Linked DNA regions of Homo sapiens: region 1 is linked to region 2. A link is a loop called in an ENCODE intact Hi-C map of the cell type or tissue named here. Cell type or tissue: left lung. All regions are shown on one strand. Each heading gives the region's core, and the rest is flanking DNA. Links, peaks and the distances in the headings are about the cores only. Region 1 holds the start of OR1N1 (olfactory receptor family 1 subfamily N member 1). Region 2 holds the start of OR1L8 (olfactory receptor family 1 subfamily L member 8).

Region 1 (10,587 bases), core at 3,321-8,320, 60 kb before region 2:
TACACCACTATCATGAAAGAGGGACTGTGTAACTTACTAGTCACTGTGTCCTGGATCCTCTCCTGTACCAATGCCCTGTCTCACACTCTCCTCCTGGCCCAGCTGTCCTTTTGTGCTGACAACACCATCCCCCATTTCTTCTGTGATCTTGTTGCCCTACTCAAGCTCTCATGCTCAGACATCTCCCTCAATGAGCTGGTCATTTTCACAGTGGGACAGGCAGTCATTACTCTACCACTAATATGCATCTTGATCTCTTATGGCCACATTGGGGTCACCATCCTCAAGGCTCCATCTACTAAGGGCATCTTCAAAGCTTTGTCCACCTGTGGCTCTCACCTCTCTGTGGTGTCTCTGTATTATGGCACAATTATTGGACTGTATTTTCTCCCCTCATCCAGTGCCTCCAGTGACAAGGACGTAATTGCCTCTGTGATGTACACGGTGATCACCCCATTGCTGAATCCCTTCATTTATAGCCTAAGGAACAGGGACATAAAGGGAGCCCTGGAGAGACTCTTCAACAGGGCAACAGTCTTATCTCAATGACATTTACTCTTCTTTATAACAGACATATGTACTGACCTATTTCCAGATCATAGATCCTTACTTCTGATCCCAGCAAGGGATAAGTGCTCAGTAACTCTCTGATGACTTGAATTGCATCCTGTTACAGTTATTCTCCCTTTTCCTCTTTAGTGCAAATTGTGAATTCTGAGTTTACATAATTGTTTATTTATCTTGCCTATTAGATTCAGAAATTACATAGTTAACAGAACTTAAATCCTTCATTTTATTTCCTGGAAATTTATTTGTTCTTAGGAATTGTTTAAATATGTTGACTAACAGGATTCCCTTGCCATAGAAAAGTTGAAGGATTGGGTACTTGTAAAGGCATTTCCCTTTCTTTCTTCCCATTCAGTTCTCTTCTCACATTTTTTATTGTTGTTGCTGATGGTGGTGGGTAAGGAGAAGAAACTATATAGTACCCTTTACAGATCCAAAAAGCTATTCACTGTCATAAGTTCAGCTGTTCCACTTCAGAACTTGAGGTTCCTCTTCTAGACTACAATAACTTTCATTCAACAGTTCACTTTCAGACCAATGTTTATGAAGCTTTCTGACTACACATGTGAGCTTCAATCACGCCGCAGACTTACTCCAGGTAATGAATGAGAAGAACAAAAAAGTCTTCACAGTCAGGAGCCTTCTGTTGCCGTCACTAAATTTGATCCTTTTCCCATTCAGTGTCTTCGTTGTCTTTCTTATTGAAAAGCATTTCTACTCAGCTTAATGGCCCCTAGTTTGTATTATATGCCCAAGTCATCTTTTATCTTTTTCTTCTATCTTCTATGGTCTCCGCCATCCAGTGAAGGGCATATAGGTCTCTTTTTTCATTCCTCTACTTAAAGATAAACAGAACTACAAATGCTTCTGAGAAGCAGCAATGTGTAGCTGCAAGAGAAGAATATTTGGAAAGCTAGATCTCATTTGTAATCTCTATATACCAGGGTGGTGGCTGCGTGGCCTCAGACAATTCACCCAATTCCTTTGAACCTCAATTTCTTCTTCTGTATAGGTGAAAAAAGTTCTGCAACACCTAACATATTTTATTTGAAGTAAATGCAGTAATAAATTGGGCTTAACACTACAGCTGACCAAGAATAATGAATGTGAATTTTCTCTACCTTCTCCATCAGAGATGAGTTTTGAAGCAGAACTTGTGCAGACACTCCTGAATTATGGTGACCATGGGCAGCTTGTCATGTTGGTTATATTCCCAATTCAAAAGCAATAACCTGCCCTAGGACACAGCAACATATCTGTTCTGGCTTGAGCTAGAACCAAATAACTAAAGGGCAATGAACAAGTGAGTTCATGTGTGGGTAGGTAAGGAAAGACAGATCAGAAAAAGACCTTACTCTTCACTTGTTTGATATTGACTCAAAGAGTGATCCTTCATCGGGGGCTCATGTAGCTGCCTTTTGGCATCCAGTCCTTTGTAGAACAAGAAAGAGTGCCACCCCCACTCCTTGCTGCAAGCACAGGGTCACTTTGTTTACAGGCTTAGCCCCGACCTTTTCCAGAGCCAAAACCTGAACAGGGATAGAATCTTTATTGTTGGTTTATTGTTGGTCTAGGTAAAGCATGCCTTGATAGCCTCAGCACAATCATGACCTGCTGTACACTCTCATCTCTGCTATAGTGATGTGATCTGTAGAACTAAGTGCCTGACTCAGTTTCCCTGCCGGCACCCCAGTTCTGTTGTTCAGATCCCTGAAGATCTGCCTAGTCTTGTCAGGCCCATCCTCCAGAGAGACCAATATTGTCATTTATGTTTTAGCCACAGGCTGGTGACACTTCTCTGAATGACTTTTCCTCAAGAAATGGCAAGCTCACTTGTCTGTTGGGAAGTGTTTCATCACTATCTGTCTTACCAGTCCACCTCATCTCCCAGATCAGTTTGTCTTGGTTTTGGACAGCCCAAAGCACACTGGGGTGCACCGTATTGATTTGAATATGCAAATAGAACTGAACATCAATCACATTGGAAGTGTGCACTTTATATGAGTGCATTTCCCTCTAGCCATGCCAGGGCTAGGATTCGTGACCTTTTCCAGTGAAGCACCTCATTGAGTTTAGAACAAAGCTTGCTGCATTTTTGAAATCCATGAATGTGTGATTTTTTTTCACAAGTTAACAAATAGTTCTGAAAATTGGCAATTATGGACGTTTCAAGTGACCAGTGTACTTCCTTCTCAAAAGTTAACACTAATTCTTTCACAGTGTGACAATAGAACAATCTTCCTCAGAGGGGAGGAATCAAAACATCCTAGAACCAGGAACTCCAGCACTTGATTTTAGCACATATGTAACACACAATTCTGACATGGAAATTTTAAGAGTAAACAAAAATTATTCTATTTTGTCACAGATGGAAAGTGGAAGGGGAATTTGCTAAAGAATTAAGTTCACTTAGCTTTTGAAGGAAAAAATAAACCCATTAATGTTGTGATGGTTATATTATTTGAATCCAAGAACTGTGTGCATGTGTGTGTGTGTGTGTGTGTGTAACTCACATATACATACAATTTAATTTGTTTGTAATTAAGGACAAATGTTGGAATTAATACTAAAAATAGTAAAACATTCTTTATTTTATAGATTGTGCCCCTCAGTAGCCATTCAGCAAGTTACCTGTCTGTGCCAGGCAGTGTGCCTATTCTTGGTCAAACAGATCTGGATAAAGAGAAAGCCTCCAGGCAAAAGAAGCTCATATTCTGATAGTGTAGCAACAGGTAAACTAAGAAATATGCAAGAGTACAAAAAGTGCCTTAACGTAATAACACCACGAATAGTTGTGCTTATTTTGCATGGCTACTGTGTGTCAGGCATTGTATTAAAAGCTGTACCTGTATTATGTCATTTAATCCTCATAATAATTCTACATATATACACTGTTACTATCTATATTTTACAGCTGGGAAAATTGAGGCTTAGAGACGATGAAATACTTACATGGTAGTAACACAAGGGCGTATAGTTAATGCTGCCTGGATATCAGCAAAAGCTTTACAGGGGAAGTAATTCTTCAGTTGGGGGTTGAAGGATGCTCAGGATTGATACATAATGGAACAAATGAGTCTAGGTAGAGTGGACAGAGTGGGCCAGGGCACTGAATTTGCATGGTATGTTCAGGGAAATGTAAGAAAAATGATGTTGCTATACATAGGTGTGTATGAGTCAAGGAAGCATCAAGAGGTGAGTCTAGACAGGGAGACAAAGACTATATTGTGAGGGGGGTAGATTGTCCTGTTAAGAGGTTTAGACATTGCCTTGCAAGTGATGGGCACCATTGGCTGGGGTGGGGTGGAATTGGGATTAGTCTCAGGGAAGGTTATGTTTGTGTTTTCTAAAGATTACTCGGGTAACCAACGTGTGAGATGGTTTGGCAATGGATCGGAGTGCCTTGAATCAAGATGCTTAATTAGAAGGTCATTGTACATTCAGGTAACAGATAATGTGTGCCTGGATGAAGACAATGGCATATAGATAGAGAAGAGAATACTCTTGAAGGTAGACTAGACGGTATTGGTAATTGATGGGAAGTAGGTGATAGAATGAAGGATTGCTCTTGATTTATGGTTCTGTGGACTGATATTTAAGAACAAAATGGAAGACTAGGCACCTTAAATAATTTTGATTAGGTTTAACAGTCTTAAGGAAGTGAGGAAACAAACTGAAGACCATTTGCTTCTTAAAAATGGGTTCTGAGCAAGAAGAAAGCAAAACCCCTAAATAGGCAAGGGGCACTGGGAAGCTTTCTATCATGCTACCTCTCTCCATTACCCCACCTCTGATTCAAAGCATGCCCTGCTCATTACCCTACCAAGGTGCAAAGATTTATAAGTCACCTGTATGTCAGCAGGAATTATTTTAATGCTAACATCACATTAATTCTCTTTGACATAGATGACCTTAAAGGAATAGAAATTTGAGCTTATGTTTTGGGGATGGGTGTGATAAGATAGTCATGTGCCTCATAATGATGTTTTGGTCAACAATAGACTCCATATGCCACAGTGGTTTCAAGCTCATAATGGAACTGAATAAATCCTATCACAGAAATACTTACCATAGTGTTACAGTTGCCTACAGCATTTAGTACATTAACAAGCTGTACAGGTTTGTAGCCTGGGAGCATTAGTTATACCATATAGCTTAGCTGTATAGTAGGCCATCCCATCTAGGTTTGTGTAAGTGTACTTTATGATGTTTGCACAATGACAAAATTGCCCAGTGAAACATTTCTCAGAACATATGCACATAGTTAAGTAATGTATGACTGTATATCAAAGGAGGAATAAGTTTGGAACTTTGAATACATTGATAACTCTTGGCTGGCTGGAATCGAGGAATGTTAGACTATTGAACAGTGATAGGCAACAGTGTCCGTTGATGAATCTTTGTATGCTGAGTGCTGACCTAACTCCTAACGGCCACAGAATTATATTAAGTAAACTGAAGTGGACACCCAGTCACATCTTCTAGTTTGCTTGGGGCCTGTGAGAAAGAACTTAAACCATACCCAAACAGGATTCATAAATTTACCGCACTATCAGTGAGTGGATTGAGGGTCCCTGAGGATCAGAATGGTGAATGAAACCAGAAGGCGACATAGACACCATGAGTAAAGAAGGTAAAGTTGATTGGGTGAATCTGAGCAGCAGATTTAGGGTATCAGGGTGGACATAGGTTTCAGATATAGTGTGAGGCTGTATCTGGTGATCTCACACCTCAGGCTTCCTCATGTCCACTAGCTGTGTCATCAGGGGCCTTAGAGCTCTCCTAGGAGACCCTCTTCTGAAAGAGCTGATCATGAGAAGTGGAGGATAGTCCATTGCCAGTTCAAATGATAGAAGAAAGCTAGAGGTCAATGGCTTGGAGGAGACTGTCAGTGGTCTTTGGTCAGTGGAGCGATAGATGTCAACAGAATGGAAGGAGAGTTGTAGACTAAGGAGATGAGGGCAGGAGAACTCCAAGTTTGCAACCATCTCCAGCTCTGGTTACATGACGATGCCCTGCTCATCCCATTCAAGGACTCTCTGAGGGAACATCTGGAAAGGAGTTCTAGAGAGAAGAACAGACTTCCAGTTCCAGGTCATGAAATAAATGGAATCCTCGCGTACTAAGATGTGGCATCTAAATGATTCACATTTGTACTTACTAATAGCTGAAGCCTGGAACAGTTTGATTCCATGAAAGATGCTCCATAAGTATTCATTGAAAAAGTGCAGCAATCATAAAACATTTTAGAATAGGTTAGGTCTGAGAAACAAACTTAAATGAGGAAGGAGTTTAGGTAGCCAGTGGACACCTGGTGATACCAGATGTAAGAAATCAAAACTATATAGCCCTTATATTTAAAATAATATTTTTAATATTTCTAAGATTCTTGGAGACAGATAGAATGCCATTTACCTTCAAACATCATTTTTTCCATCTCTGCAACTAATTTAAGCTGCTGGTGCCCCTTTTAGATGTGGACGCAAACCTGCAGTCAAATAAGGAGAGAGGATTTCCACGTTCCTCTCATCTAATAGTCACTAAAAGGATGGTGGCATTGCACGTTTCTGACCAGCATGGGGCAGAGGTAGCACAAGGAGCTTTAACCCCCTTCCTAGTGAAACATTAGCCAACCGTGGGGTGGGCAACCCGCATGGAAACCTAAACATTGAATTTGAACCTTTTGATGGGGATCTCTTTAGCTATTCTGCAGCACATGGAATGCAGCCTCCATCTTTATTTCTTTTGTCTTACTCCCCACTTAATGCCACAAACAAAACAAGTGCCCCCAAAATTTTAATGATCGACAAATTAATAACCTAGAATGAAAGTGTCATGAAAGCAGGGACTTTGTCTTGCTCAGTGTCATAACCCTAGCACTTACAATAACTTCCAACACACCATAGATAGTAAATATTTATTGAACAAATATATCTCAGAGAAAAGATTTTTTGACTTCTGAGTTGGGGGAGGAATGAAGAATACTAATAGTAATAATAATAGCTATCCCTTATTGAACACCTACTGTTATTCACTACTATACTGAATGCATTTCATAGTTTATTTCAGTTAATCCTCCAAGTTACATTATTAGATAGAAACTGTTATCTCCATTTTATAAATGAGAAAACCAAGGCTCAGAGAGGCTAAGTAACCAGACTACAATCTTATGGCTAGTGTGTGGTAGACCCCAAAATGAAGCCCGTTTGTCTGACTCCAAGCCTATGTCTTTTCATTAAATGTTGCTGTCACCACATCTAAGAGGAAACAATACTCCTGTGACTGAAGAGCCTCTTTAGGGCCCCCTTCATGTCCTTGTTCCTTAGGCTATAGATAAAGGGGTTCAACATGGGAGTCACTATGGTGTACATTGCAGCTGCTGCAATGTCCTTCTCTTCAGAGGCAATGGAGGGAGGACACAGGTAGGCACTGAAGAGGGTCCCATAGAACACACAAACAACGCAGAGGTGGGAACTGCAGGTGGAAAAGGCCTTGCCCACCCCACCACGGGTTCGGACCCTCAGGATAGCTGGCACAATGTGGATGTAGGAGGTGACAATGCATAAAAAGGGGACGATGAGTACGGTGCCTCCCAAGACAAAAACCATCATCTCGTTGATGTGGGTGTCAGAACATGACAGCTTCAGGACAGGAGTGATGTCACAGAAAAAGTGAGCAATTTCCCCAGTCACACAGAAGGACAACCGAGCCATGAGGAACGTGTGAGTCAGGGCAACGATATTGGTGAGGACCCAGCACAATGCAAGCATTAGGGCACAGACTTGGGGCCTCATGACTGTGGAGTAGCAGAGGGGGTGGCAAATGGCCACATAGCGGTCATACGCCATGGCAGCCAGGAAGAAGCTGTCTAGATCACCAAACATCAGAAAGAAATACATTTGCGTGAGGCAACCCGTATAGGAGATGGTGTGATGCCGAGTCTGTATATTCACCAGCATCTTGGTAACTGTGGAGGACGTTAAACCCATGTCAACAAAAGACAGGTTGGCCAAGAAAAAGTACATGGGGGTGTGGAGGTGCAGGTCAGAGCCAATGGCCAGGATGATGAGCAGGTTCCCAGTCAAGGTGACAAGATACATACACAGGAAAATTCCGAAGAGGGACTGCTGTTGCTCTGGAGGCGCTGATATTCCTCGGAGGAAAAATTCAGAAATGCTGGATTGGTTTTCCATGACTCTGCAGCATCTGGAGCTGAGGGAAGACAGTTAGAATGCTAGATTTCATCTACAACTGTGTGGGCTGACTCCCAAATCTCCCTTTAAGTTCATTATATTCCTAATCCTGACTTTATCTTCATTCTGATCCTGCTTCTTTTCTCTCTTCATCAGAGTCTCATTTTCCCCCTTTCTCCTCTCTTTACCACTATTTAATCTTTTACACATAGAGTCCCCTTCCAATAAGGTCAGGGCATATTCTCCCTTGGCATGACCATGCCTTAGACTAGTCTATAGCCTCATGTTAGTTTCATTTTTGCAGTAGGCTGTCTATGTGAGTAGACTGAGGTCAGCTAAATTTTACATTCTTTTGGGAGGTAGCCAAAAAACCCACACAAAATTCTTAATTTTGACACATCCTCATTCATTTTAGAGTGAAGGGCATATGAAGGACTCATGCCTCTTTATTTTTTCATTATTTCTTTTGAAAAAGAAAATACGAAGTCCTGCATTTCTCCCTGCATTTGAGTTTTTGTCATTGGCATCATCATCATCCTGTAGCTAACGCATATTACATGTTAGCCACATATATGACAGGTACTCTACTAAGTACTTTATGAAGATTGTTTCCTTTAATCCTTAAACAACACTAGGATGCAGAGATTGTTATTCTTACCCTTATATAAGAAAACTGAGTCTAAGGATGTTTAAGTAAATTGTACAAGGACCCAGAGCTCATAAATATTTGAGACAGAATTCAAACCCACAGCAATGGTTTCCAGAGACTGTACCATCAGTCAATATAGATAGAAAGTAACTTTCTAGGACCACATTTATATTTAATCCCTCAGTATTCTTAGTTTAACGTATTTAGTCTCACTTGCCTTTACTATCTTTTATATGTGTGTTTTACAGAAGAACAACGAAATTTAAGAACTAGATAGAACCTGAAAGATCACCTGGCCCAGAGGTCTCAAGCATTGGTCTGTAGACCAGTTTATCATAATCAAGTGAGATGCTTATTTAAAATCCTGATCCCGGCTGGGCACAGTGGCTCATGCCTGTAATCCCAGCACTTTGGGAGACCGAGGCAGGCGGATCTACCTGAGGTCAGTAGTTCAAGACCAGCCTGACCAACATGACAAAACCCCATCTCTATTAAAAATACAAAAATTAGCCGGGTGTGGTGGCATGTGCCTGTAATCCCAGCTACTTGGTAGGCTGAGGCCGGAGAAGCACTTGAGCCTGGGAGTTGGAGGTTGCAGTGAGCCGAGATCATGCCATTGCACTCCAGCCTGGGCAATAGAGCAAGACTCCGTCTAAAATAAATAAATAAATAAAGATAAAAATAATAATCCCTACCTCAGACCTGTCAAATTTAAATTTCTAGGATACAATTTAGGTACCTGTATTTAAAAACTAAAACTGAAGGCTTCTCAGGTATTTTGATGCTCAGTGAGGATTAAGAAAATTTTGCTTAGTCCAACTCCTCCCTTTGATTCAGATAAATAAGCTAAAGTTCAAAAGACCAAAGTGATTGAAAAAGTTTACACTATGTCTTGGAGGAAGATACGGTATGAAAACCAGGGTATCAATGCTCTCAGACAGGTGTTCTTTTTAAAAATCAGCTATCTTTTCATTTTTAGAATTCTTTGTCATTAATATCTTACAGATCTAGATGTGTTTCTTTGTCCTGATTTATATTTAGAGTCTATACCTGAATAAAAAGTTATCTTCAAATTGATAGCTTTACTAAAGCACTGTTTGTATTCTGAAGTGGATAGCAACATCTGAGAACTATTGCGTATGTATCTATCCCTGAACCCTACACTGACTGAAGAACATCTCAGGGTTTTACAACTTTTCTGAGGGATCTGAGGCTACAGTCCAAGTTATTTTCTCCCCTACTTCAGCACTTGATAAGGCACCCTCTGACAGGGCACATTCTAATAGCCATGTCCAGAAGGGTAAGAGATCCTCTTATGATTCAGCTGATTGTTTGTCTCATCAAAAGAAGGGCTACACAGTGGCAGACAATGCCATATTTTCCTAGCATGCAGACCCTGCCTTCAGCAAGCAAGTCCTTTCATTGAGGTTTTCAAAGGGACAGTAAGTTATTTTAGGGAAGAGCAGCATCTTTTTGATCATTTGTGTTGGCATATACTGCCTTAATCAGGCTATTTCTATGGAGGTTCTTTGATCTAGGGCACCAACTGCTTAACATCAGAAAACTCCCCAAATCCTCAAAAAAGGGTCCAAAGCAGCCTAGCTTTTTACCTTCTGTCGTATTTTTTGGTCTCTACTCAAGCACTCTGCACCATCTCTTGCTCTATTTTTGGTTTTTCTCTTTCCCTAAAAGGGTTTCTCATCCTTCATCCTATCTATGGCCTCATAAAACTCTGTAGATCCTTGAGATATCAATGGGGTTCTTCCAGAAACTTGGGGCAATCCTTCCCTCTGTCATCCGAGGGTGATGAGGTCTCTTTACTTACCTCCAACTGCCTCTTCGTCTACTGTGTCAGCCAACAGGTAAGAGCTGGCTGGAACATGATGGACAGAGTATTCCAAACATAGGACATGCCCACCTGCGACTGTTTGTCTCAAGTGACTCTGCTTACCACTACCCTGGTAACAGAGAAGAAGGCAAAGTAGATGTTCTTAATTTGAGGGGAAGAGCTCAGATTCTTCCTGACAATCTTTGTGATGACATTAACTGAAATGAGGGTACAGGATCAAGAATAATGAATACAAATGGCAAACAGCTGGAAGCAGAAGTCAGGTTGATAAACCAAGATTAAAAATATATTTAAGGGGGTTAAGGGAGGGATGGAGAGACTAAGATTGT
Region 2 (10,587 bases), core at 1,835-6,834:
AATGCCAAGAAGACACAAGAATATGAGAAAGGAATTCCTAGAAAAAAGGCAAAGGTTTCAATGACTAAGCTAATTTTTTCTAAGTCTACTGATAACATACTCCCTACCCCATCCTCCATTAATAAAAGAATGGTTGTTGTATTGTATTATGAGGGAATTAAAAGTGTGATAAGACTGTGCTGGTGTCAGGGTATGTTTGTGTTGTATTTGTTTTTTGTTTTGGGGTTGTTAAAAAATATACTTTTGTTCTAGGCTGAAGCTACTACACTGTGGATCAATAAAACTACTAAAAAGTGTCCCAAGTAACTACTATAATGGTAATTTGCTTTCTTTTAGTAATAAGAACACACCACAGCACAGCTACAATAAAATAAGGTCCTAGAATGAGCAATAGGCCTTTATTTATAAAATTAAGCAATACTCAGTGTCTCTCTAAGGCCAGCTCTAAAAAGAATTCGACTGAATATTAAATATAATTATAATGGTTTATATTTATTTCATAATAGTGACAAATATGGGCTGGGCACAGTGGCTCACACCTGTAATCCCAGCACTTTGGGAGGTTGAGGTAGGCAGATCACGAGGTCAGGAGATCGAGACCATCCTGGCCAACACACTGAAACCCCGTCTCTACTAAAAATACAAAAATTAGCTGGGTATGGTGGCATGTGCCTGTAATCCCAGCTACTTGGGAGGCTGAGGCACAAGAATCTCTTGAACCCAGGAGGCGGCGGTTGTAGTGAGCCGAGATGGCGCCACTGCACTCCAGCCTGGCGACAGAGCAAGACTCCGTCTCAAAACAAAACAAAAAAAAAGTGACAAATATTATATTATGATCATCAGTCAAAGCAATTACAGTTAGGTAAAAAGGTAGGTCATTATAATTAGACTTCCAAAAAATTTTCAAAAATCTTTGTAGGACTCCTGTTTCTAGCAATTAGGCAAACTAAATGCATAGAACACATTTTCATTTCAAAACTCCTAGATATATCTACTTCCTTGTAAGAAAAATAAAATTTAGAAGTCTAGAAATACCAAGAAAATGTGAATTCACAGAGGTAAGCGAGTGCCAATCTTCTTTAAAAATAAAGACAGAGGCCGGGCACAGTGGCTCATGTCTGTAATCCCAGCACTTTGGGAGGCTGAGGCGGGTAGATCACCTGAGGTCAGGAGTTTGAGACCAGCCTGGCCAACATGGTGAAACCCTGTCTCTACTAAAACTAGAAAAATCAGCAGGATGTGGTGGTACACATCAATTGCTTGAACCCAAAAGGTGGAGGTTGCAGTGAGCCGAGATCACGACACTGCACTCCAGCCTGGGCGATACAGTGAGACTCCATCTCAAAATAAATAAATAAATAAATGAATAAATAAGTAAATAAAGACAGAACTTTATTTCTTAAAGCTTCACAAGAAACAAGAGACAAAGCACGGTGTCAAAGCATGGGGAGGAGATCATGGTATTGGAGACCTTTCCCTAAAGCTAGGACCACTGAAGGACTAAGCTCATAGTGTAAGAATTATTTTTTTTAAGTCTAATTTATTTTTGGAGATAGCAAGAAAAAGCAAATTTCTTTTTCTGCGTTTTTGACTTAACCATATTTTTTAAAACTTCTGAGAAGTGTTGCGTTTTTGACAAGGATATATTTTTAAACTTCTGAGAAGTATCAACGTCTAATGAAAGATTGAGAATACACTCAAACTGCATCCATGGCTTAAAAATAATAAACTAAGAAGAATTTGGTTTACGTTGGAATTAGGTAAAAGTAAACAAAAATCCTTTCTGGAAAATGGTTTAAGCCCAGACTTCAAAGACTTTCTAGAGATAAAGTTCCAAAATTTATGAGTTTAAAAAATACAAACAAGGCTCGGCGCAGTGGCTCACGCTTATAATCCCAGCACTCTGGGAAGCCTAGGCAAGAGGATCACTTGAGTTCGGGAGTTTGGGGCCAGCATGGGCAACATAGCAAGATCTTATCTCTGCACAAAATTAAAAAAAAAATTAGCTGGGCATAGTAGTACACACCTGTAGTCCCAGCTATGCAGGAGGCTGACATGGAAGGATCACTTGAGCCCAGGAGTTTGAGGCTACAGTAAGCTACACCCCATTGCACTACAGCTGGGTTGACAGAGTGAGACCCTGTCTCTTAAAAAAAGTTATTTTTTTAAGTTAAAGGAAAAAAAGACATAATGAGCAAGAGTTAGCAGAAATAACAACAGAATGAGACTAAAAAAGTTAGTAGCCACAATTTAAAAATAATCAGGAGTACATATATATGAGAACAAAATAAAAATCTCTAGAAATAAAAGTGTAATTAAAATGAAAACTAAAAGCAGCTCAACAGCAATTTAGATACAGCTCAAAAGAGAATTAAATAAAAAATAGAGCTAAATCATATAGATTATAGCAGAGAGAGAATATAAAAGAATAAGGAAATGGGATTATTTTATTATATTATTTTAACATAATATAATCAGAGACTCAATAAACAGGAATAGCAATACGTTTTGATGTGTAAATTTATAAATACTTTCCAAAAGAGGCAAAAGACCAATGTTCAGGAAAACTTCCATGTGGGACAACATGGAGTAAACAATAAATGGATACGCCCCTATTCACTCTAGTCTGATTTTGCAAAACAATCAGGCAAATCCCAACTGAGAGACATTCTATAAAATATTTCATCAATATTCCTTAAAACTGTCAGGGTCATCAAACAAAAAAAAAAACAGTAAAATATGAGAAACTCACAGTCAAGAGAAGCCGAAGGAGACAGGATGACTGAATATAATATAATATCCTCGATGGGATCCTGGAACACAAAAAAAGGATATTAGATTTTAAAAGTAAGGAAATAGGCCGAGCGCACTGGCTCACGCCTGTAATCCCAGCATTTTGGGAGGCCGAGGCTGGTGGATCACCTGAGGTCAGGGGTTTGAGACCAGCCTAGCCATCATGGTGAAACCCCATCTCTACTAAAAATAAAAAAAAATTAGCCGGGCATGGTGGTGTGTGCTTGTAATCTCAGCTACTTGGGAGGCTGAGGCAGGAGAATCACTTGAACCTAGGAGGTGGAGATTGCAGTGAGCAGAGATCGTGCCACTGCACTCCAGCCTGGGTGACAAGAGCAAGACTCTGTGTTAAAAAAAGGAAAAAAGAAAAAGTAAGGAACTAGGAATAAAGTGTGAACATTAGTTAGTAAATAAATAAACATCAGGAAAGCCAGACAAAATGTACAAAGCAAGTGATTTTAGATATTGAAAAAGGTAGCATGGGGAGATAGAATTTTCAGAATTGAAGTGTAAGGACTTCAGAAAATCTGCTCCTAAAAAAAGCAACAACAAAAGCTAGCATGTAATCCAGCACTCTAGGAGGCTGAGGTGGGAGGCTCACTTGAGCCCTGTAGTTTGAGACCAACCTGGGCCACAAAGTGAGACCCCATATCTAGTTAAAAAAAAAATACCTGGCAAATGTAGCCAGAAAGATAGAAACTGTTTCTGAGGTAGTCCAGATGTTGGAATTACTAAACAAAGACTTTAAATCAGCTATGTAAATATATTTATAATAGGTAGTAAAATATATATTCATAAGTTATAGAAATCAATGTAATACACCATATTAAGAATAAAAATGTAAAAAACCATATGATCATCTTGATAGGTGAAGAAAAAGCATCAAACAAACTTCAACACCCTTTCATGATAAAACACTTAACAAGCCGGGAAAGCTTGAAAACTTTTTTAACCTGATAAAAGGCGTCTATGAAAACCTCACAGCTAACATCATACTCTAGGGTGAAATACTGAGTGCTTTCCTCCTAAGATCAAGAACTAGATAAAGATGACAGTACTTGCCACTTCTAGTCAACTGTGATGGTTAATAGTGAGTGTCAACGTGATTGGATTAAAGGATGCACAGTATTGCTCCTGGGTTTGTCTGTGAGGGTACTGATTCATGCTACAACATGGACAGACCTTGAAAACATGGGCTGGGCATGGTTGCTCATGCCTGTAATCCCAGTACTTTGGGAGGCGGGGGTGGGGGGTCGGATCTTTTGAGGCCAGGAGCTCGAGACCAGCCTGGCCAACATAGTGAAACGCCATCTCTACTAAAAATACAAAAATTAGCTGGGCGTGGAGATGCACACCTGCACTTCCAGCTCCTAGGGAAGCTGAGGCATGAGAATTGCTTGAATCCAGGAGGTGGAGGTTGCAGTGAGCCAAGATTGCACGAATGCACTACAGCCTTGGTGACAGAGCAAGACTGTCTAAAATATATATATATATATATATATGTGTGTGTGTGTGTGTGTGTGTGTATATGTGTGTATATATGTATATAATGTGTGTATATATATACAACATTATGCAAAATGAAAGAAGCTAGTATAAAAGGGCCACATTATATGATTCCATTTACATGACATGTCTATAAGAGGCAAATCCATAGGGAAAGAAAGTAGATGGGTTGTTCCTAGGGGTTGGGGACAAGGTAGAATAATGACTTACTGCTAATGGGTACTAGATTTTGGGTTATGAAAATGTTTCAAAATGAGATAGTTGGGAGAATTTTACGACTCTGAATTAAATTTACTGAATTTACTGAAATTACACTGAATTTTATGGTATAGGAATTATATGAACAAAGCTATTTTTAAAAGGCTATGCAAAACAGCTATCCTCAACAAGGTTGGAAACTTAGGGATGATCTTTCTTATTTTCAGTCCTACTATCTGGAGAGCATTTCCAGGCTTCACTGTAGAAAGGAAAAATCAAAAATATTCCAGCAAACTCTTTTAGTTGAGGAGACAATGTTTGAAGACCAGGGAAGCCTCAGCTTCCCTAGTAGCTGGGACTGCAGGTGTGCACCACCACGCCCAGCTAATTTTTGTATTTTTAGTGGAGACCGCGTTTCACCATGTTGGCCAGGGAAGCCAAGAAAGCTAGAATTCTTGGGACAATACCAGAAAAAAGGAAATTGTGCAGAGAGAAATATCAGATATTTTCTGGTGGGCTTTCTTGGGCCTTTGACTGGGTTTAGATCTGAACATGTGTGTGAATAAACTACCTGAGGCTGGAGAAAGTATCACTAGAAAAGGCTGGGTGGAACATTCATTTTGATGTACCTCTAGTAGTTTCCAGCACCACGGGGAAGGTAAATGGGAGTGACTGCTAATGGGTGCAGGGTTAGTTTTTATGGTAATGAAAATATTCTAATGCTAAACAGTTGTGATGGGTGCACAATTCTGGGACTATACTAAAAACAACTAAATGGAACACTTTTTAAAGTGTTATACTGTTATAAAGTAAATTTTATTGTATGTGAATTATATGTTAATAAATTTATTTTAAATTCATAAAAAATTTCCTAGGTTTTCTTCTAGGATTTTTATAGTTTCAGGTATTACATTTAGGTCTTTAATCCATCTTGAGTTAATTTTTGTACAAAGTGAGAGATAGGAGTCCAGTTTCAATCAATGGAACTCCCATGTCCTAGCAGTGAACAATTGAGAATTTAAATTTTTAACATGAAATTTATGACAGTATAAAAACTAAGAAATACATAAGGACAAATTTAACAATATGTGAACATATTATACATTAAAAACTATAAAGCATTAAAGAAGATTCAAATAAATGAAGAGATATACCTTGCATATAGATTAGATTACTCAATATCATGGTGTCAGTTCTACCCAGATTGATCTATAGATTCAATGCAATCTAAATCAAAATCTTAGCAGGCTATTTTAGAAGCTAATTATTTTATATGGATATAAAAAGAAACCAGAAGAGCAAAAACAACTTAAAAGTGGAAAACAAAACCAGAGAACTTTATATAATTTTAAACTTCCTATAAATTCATAACAATGAAGATAATTTGATAATTGCATAAGGATAGGCATATATATATAAATGAAAATCTTAAAATAGACCAATATGTGTATGGTCAATTAATTTTTTACAAATGCACCAAGGCAATTCGATATGGAAATGATAGTTTTCAACAAATGAGGCTAGAACAATCACTATCAATATATCTTAAATTAAATGAACATAGGCTCTTATGCTGTACCATATACAAAAAAAACTTGAAATGGGCCAAACATGTAAGAACTATAACTATAAAACTATTAGAAGAAGACATTGGAAAAAAATCCTGGCAAACTTGGGGTAGGCAAAAATTTTCTTAAATAGGACACAAAAATCATGAACTACAAAAGAAAAATTTCTAATTTAGACTTCATAAAAATAAAATGCATTTGCTCTTCAAAAGACACTCAATAGGCTGGGCACGGTGGCTCACGCCTGTAATCCCAGCACTTTGGGAGGCTGAGGTGGGCAGATCACCTGAGGTCAGGAGTTCAAGACCAGCCTGACCAACATAGTGAAACCCCATCTCTACTAAAAATACAGAAATTAGCTGGGCATGGTGGTGGACACCTGTAATCCCAGCTACTCGGGAGGCTGAGGCAGGAGAATTGCTTGAACCTGGGAGGTGGAGGTTGCAGTGGGCCAAGATCATGCCATTGCACTGCAGCCTGGGTGACAGATCGAGACTCCATCTTGAAAAAAAAAAAAAAAAGACACTCAATAAAAAGCCACGCCTCAGGCTGGCAGAAAATATTTGCAAAACAGATCTCTAAGGAATTATTGAATGTGTAGTATCTACAGAAGGAAAACAATCCAATTATTTAAAAAACTGTGTGCAAAAGATTTGAACAGATACTTCATCAAAGAAGATATATAGTATATCAGCATTTGTAAAGACACTCAGCATCTTTCATAATTAGATAAATGGAAGTGAAAACCAAATGAAATACCATGACAAACCCATTAGAATGGCTAAAATTCAAATGACTGACAATCCCAGTTGGTAGTAAGGACATGTAGAAATTAGAACTCCCAATCACTGGCTGTAGTAATGCATTATGTAGAGCCATTTTGGAAAGCAGTGTCAGTTTTTCATAAAGTTAAACATGCATTTGACCCAAGCAATTTCAGTCCTGTATATTTACCCAAGAGAAATAAAATTCTCTTGACATAAAGATTCGTATGCATAGACACTTTAATCATAACAAACAAAAACTAAAAACAACCCAAATGTCCATCAGCTAGTGAACAGATAAACTGTGTTATGTCTACGCAGTGGAATACTAACCAGCAAAGGGGAAAAAACTGTGAATACATATAACAGCATAGATAAATCTCAAAATTAGTATGCAAAGTGAAGGAAGTCAGGTGTAAAAAATATACTGAATGATTCTATTAATATGAAATTTTGGAAAAGGCAAAACTATAGCAACAGAAAGAACATTGATGACTATTAGGAGCATTGAGTAGGGGAGAGGATTGGCTACAAAGGAGCATGAGGGAGCTTTCGGGATGGTGGTGTTCTACATCCTGATTGTGTTGGTGGATCTGCAAGTGTTTATATTTCTCAAAACTCATCAGATTTTACACTTTAAATGGTAGATTCTATTATATATATTATGCCCAAATAAAGCTGAGAAGAAGAGGACAAATTTTCAGATCCATCAAGCAAATGATCCCAAATAGCTTATATGAGGGAAATTTACATCTAAACACATTATAATGCAAATGAGGAAAATAAATATATAAAAAGCTAAAAGCAGCAAAAGAGAAAAGTAATTGTATGCAAAGGATCATTATTAAACTGGCAAACATCTCCTAATCACCAGCAATGGAAGTCATAATACAGTTGAATAATATCTTCAAAGACTAAGAGAAAATAATTTTCAACTTAGGATTGTAAATTCTTTTTTTTTTTTTTTTTCTGAGACCAAGTCTCACTCTGTCACCAGGCACCAGGCTGGAGTGCAGTGGCGTGATCTCGGCTCACTGCAACCTCTGGCTCCCGGGTTCAAGTGATTCTCCTGCCTCAGCCTCCTGAGTGGTTGGGACTACAGGTGCGTGCCAAACATGCCCAGCTAATTTTTGTATTTTTAGTAGAGATGGGGTTTCACCATGTTGGCCAGGATGCTCTTGATCTCTTGACCTTGTGATCTGCCTGCCTCAGCTTCCCAAAGTGCTAGGATTACAGGCGTGAGCCACCGCACCTGGCCGAAATTTGTTTAAGGTTAAGAGTGAAATGAAAATATTATTAGAAAAATGTAAGAGAAAACCAACACCAGGCTTTTCTAAATGAAGTCCTTCAGTAAAGGGAGAATAGTCCAAGAAGAAAGAATTGAGAATAGTTAAAGCCTGCAAATAACTGTATTTTTTTTTACAAAGAAGATAAAAGTATTGACTAACCTTAAAATGTAAGTTGAATATGAGTAATAAATCTTCCATGTAAATAAAAATTAAAATACCTATTTTACAAAAACTGCCAAACCTACCAAAAGAAAACAAATTTAAAAAGAGAAAATTTGATCAATCCAAAAAAAGGAAAGCAGAAAATAAGTGAAACATGGAAAATGAAAAAATTAAAAAGTTCACATATTACAATATGAATATATCAACAATCAAGTAAAATACAAAAGAACCAAAATCCCTAGTTAAAGATGGACATTTAACTTTCTTGGCTGTGGCAATTATTTTACTATATAGATGTATATCAAAACATCACATTGTAAACCTTAAATAAATGCAATTTTGTTTTAAAACTATGGCCTGGATTCTTAAAAATTTAGAATTTTGCAATTAGTTATATTTTGACTCACTCTATAGACTAATTATCAAAGGTGATGACATCTTAAAGCACACTTTGATATACCTATAGTAGCTTTCCTTTGGTTAATATTTGCATGGCATATCCTTTTACTATCAAATTTTCTGTGCTTTTATGAAGTTCTCAAATTTTGAGATGTGTATTTTTATATATCTTTTATGTATCTAAAAGATATATAAAAATACACATCTCAAAATTTGAGAACTTTTATGTATATAAAAGACATATAAATATCTTTCATATATCTATGTATATGAAAGGTATATAAAAGATATATGAAAGATATATCTTTTATGTCTTTCATATACCTATGTATAAATGTTTTCATATTTCTCTTATGATTGATTATTTGGCCCAAGACTTTTTTATGTGTCCACTTTAATTTTCAAATATATGGAAATTTGATTATCTTTTATAATTGATTTCTAACTGAATTACATTGTGACCAAAGAATGTGATCTGTATGATCTTAATGTAATCTTTGAATCTTTCTTATAAGCTAATATATCATCCATTTTTATAATTGTTTAATCTGGGAGTGACTATTCCTATGATTTTGGAGGAAGTGCTCTTGATATATTTCATTAGATCAAATATGTTAATTATATTATTAAACCTGCTATGTTGTCTTGTTGCCTAATTAAACCCCAATACAGTTGGAAATTAAAATCAAATCTATTAAAAAACACTTAGGTTTTCCAAATGGATATTCAACTGGCCCAGCAATTCCAAGTAAAATCCTGCCAGTATCTCTGTGTACCTGCATGCACATGTGCATGTATGCAGGCGTGTTTGTGTGTGTGTATGTGTATGTGTGTGTCAGAGAGAGAGAACTGACAAAACTACTTTTTTTAAATTGAAAAACAGGCTGTTTTATTTTATTTTATTATTATTATACTTTAAGTTTTAGGGTACATGTGCACAATGTGCAGGTTAGTTACATATGTATACATATGCCATGCTGGTGTGCTGCACCCATTAACTCGTCATTTAGCATTAGGTATATCTCCTACTGCTATCCCTCCCCCCTCCCCCCACCCCACAACAGTCCCCAGAGTCTGATGTTCCCCTTCCTGCGTCCATGTGTTCTCATTGTTCAATTCCCACCAATGAGTGAGAATATGTGGTGTTTGGTTTTTTGTTCTTGCGATAGTTTACTGAGAATGATGATTTCCAATTACATCCATGTCCCTACAAAGGACATGAACTCATCATTTTTTATGGCTGCATAGTATTCCATGGTGTATATGTGCCACATTTTCTTAATCCAGTCTATCATTGTTGGACATTTGGGTTGGTTCCAAGTCTTTGCTATTGTGAATAGTGCCACAATAAACATATGTGTGCATGTGTCTTTATAGCAGCATGATTTATAGTCGTTTGGGTATATACCCAGTAATGGGATGGCTGGGTGAAATGGTATTTCTAGTTCTAGATCCCTGAGGAATCGCCACACTGACTTCCACAATGGTTGAACTAGTTTACAGTCCCACCAACAGTGTAAAAGTGTTCCTATTTCTCCACATCCTCTCTAGCACCTGTTGTTTCCTGACTTTTTAATGATTGCCATTCTAACTGGTGTGAGATGGTATCTCATTCTGGTTTTGATTTGCATTTCTCTGATGGCTAGTGATGGTGAGCATTTTTTCATGTGTTTTTTGGCTGCATAAATGTCTTCTTTTGAGAAGTGTCTGTTCATGTCCTTCGCCCACTTTTTGATGGGGTTGTTTGTTTTTTTCTTGTAAATTTGTTTGAGTTCATTGTAGATTCTGGATATTAGCTCTTTGTCAGATGAGTAGGTTGCGAAAATTTTCTCCCATTTTGTAGGTTGCCTGTTCACTCTGATGGTAGTTTCTTTTGCTGTGCAGAAGCTCTTTAGTTTAATTAGATCC

The links. Hi-C counts contacts between places; a loop is a spot of excess contacts. Peaks named below come from ENCODE experiments on the same cell type or tissue, not always from the same donor. Only the 100,000 strongest peaks of a DNase experiment are listed, where the experiment ranks them.
Region 1: a loop joins it to region 2, with 4 times the contacts of the local background. A loop is called at or near these places in 2 of 110 quality-filtered maps.

What each region holds. Positions count from the first base shown.
Region 1 is chr9:122,519,534-122,530,120 of GRCh38, forward strand. OR1N1 (olfactory receptor family 1 subfamily N member 1) reads right to left here and starts at 7,760. Exons shown (of 1, transcript NM_012363.1): 1 at 6,825-7,760. The coding sequence starts at 7,760. The coding sequence ends at 6,825. OR1J4 (olfactory receptor family 1 subfamily J member 4) reads left to right here. Exons shown (of 1, transcript NM_001004452.1): 1 at 1-549. The coding sequence ends at 549. It also overlaps a transcript of OR1J2 not described here. In left lung, for the core only: no CTCF peak of the experiment used is centred there; no DNase peak of the experiment used is centred there; H3K27me3 peaks cover 1,166 bases.
Region 2 is chr9:122,580,569-122,591,155 of GRCh38, forward strand. OR1L8 (olfactory receptor family 1 subfamily L member 8) reads right to left here and starts at 2,816. Exons shown (of 5, transcript NM_001004454.2): 1 at 2,753-2,816. In left lung, for the core only: no CTCF peak of the experiment used is centred there; no DNase peak of the experiment used is centred there.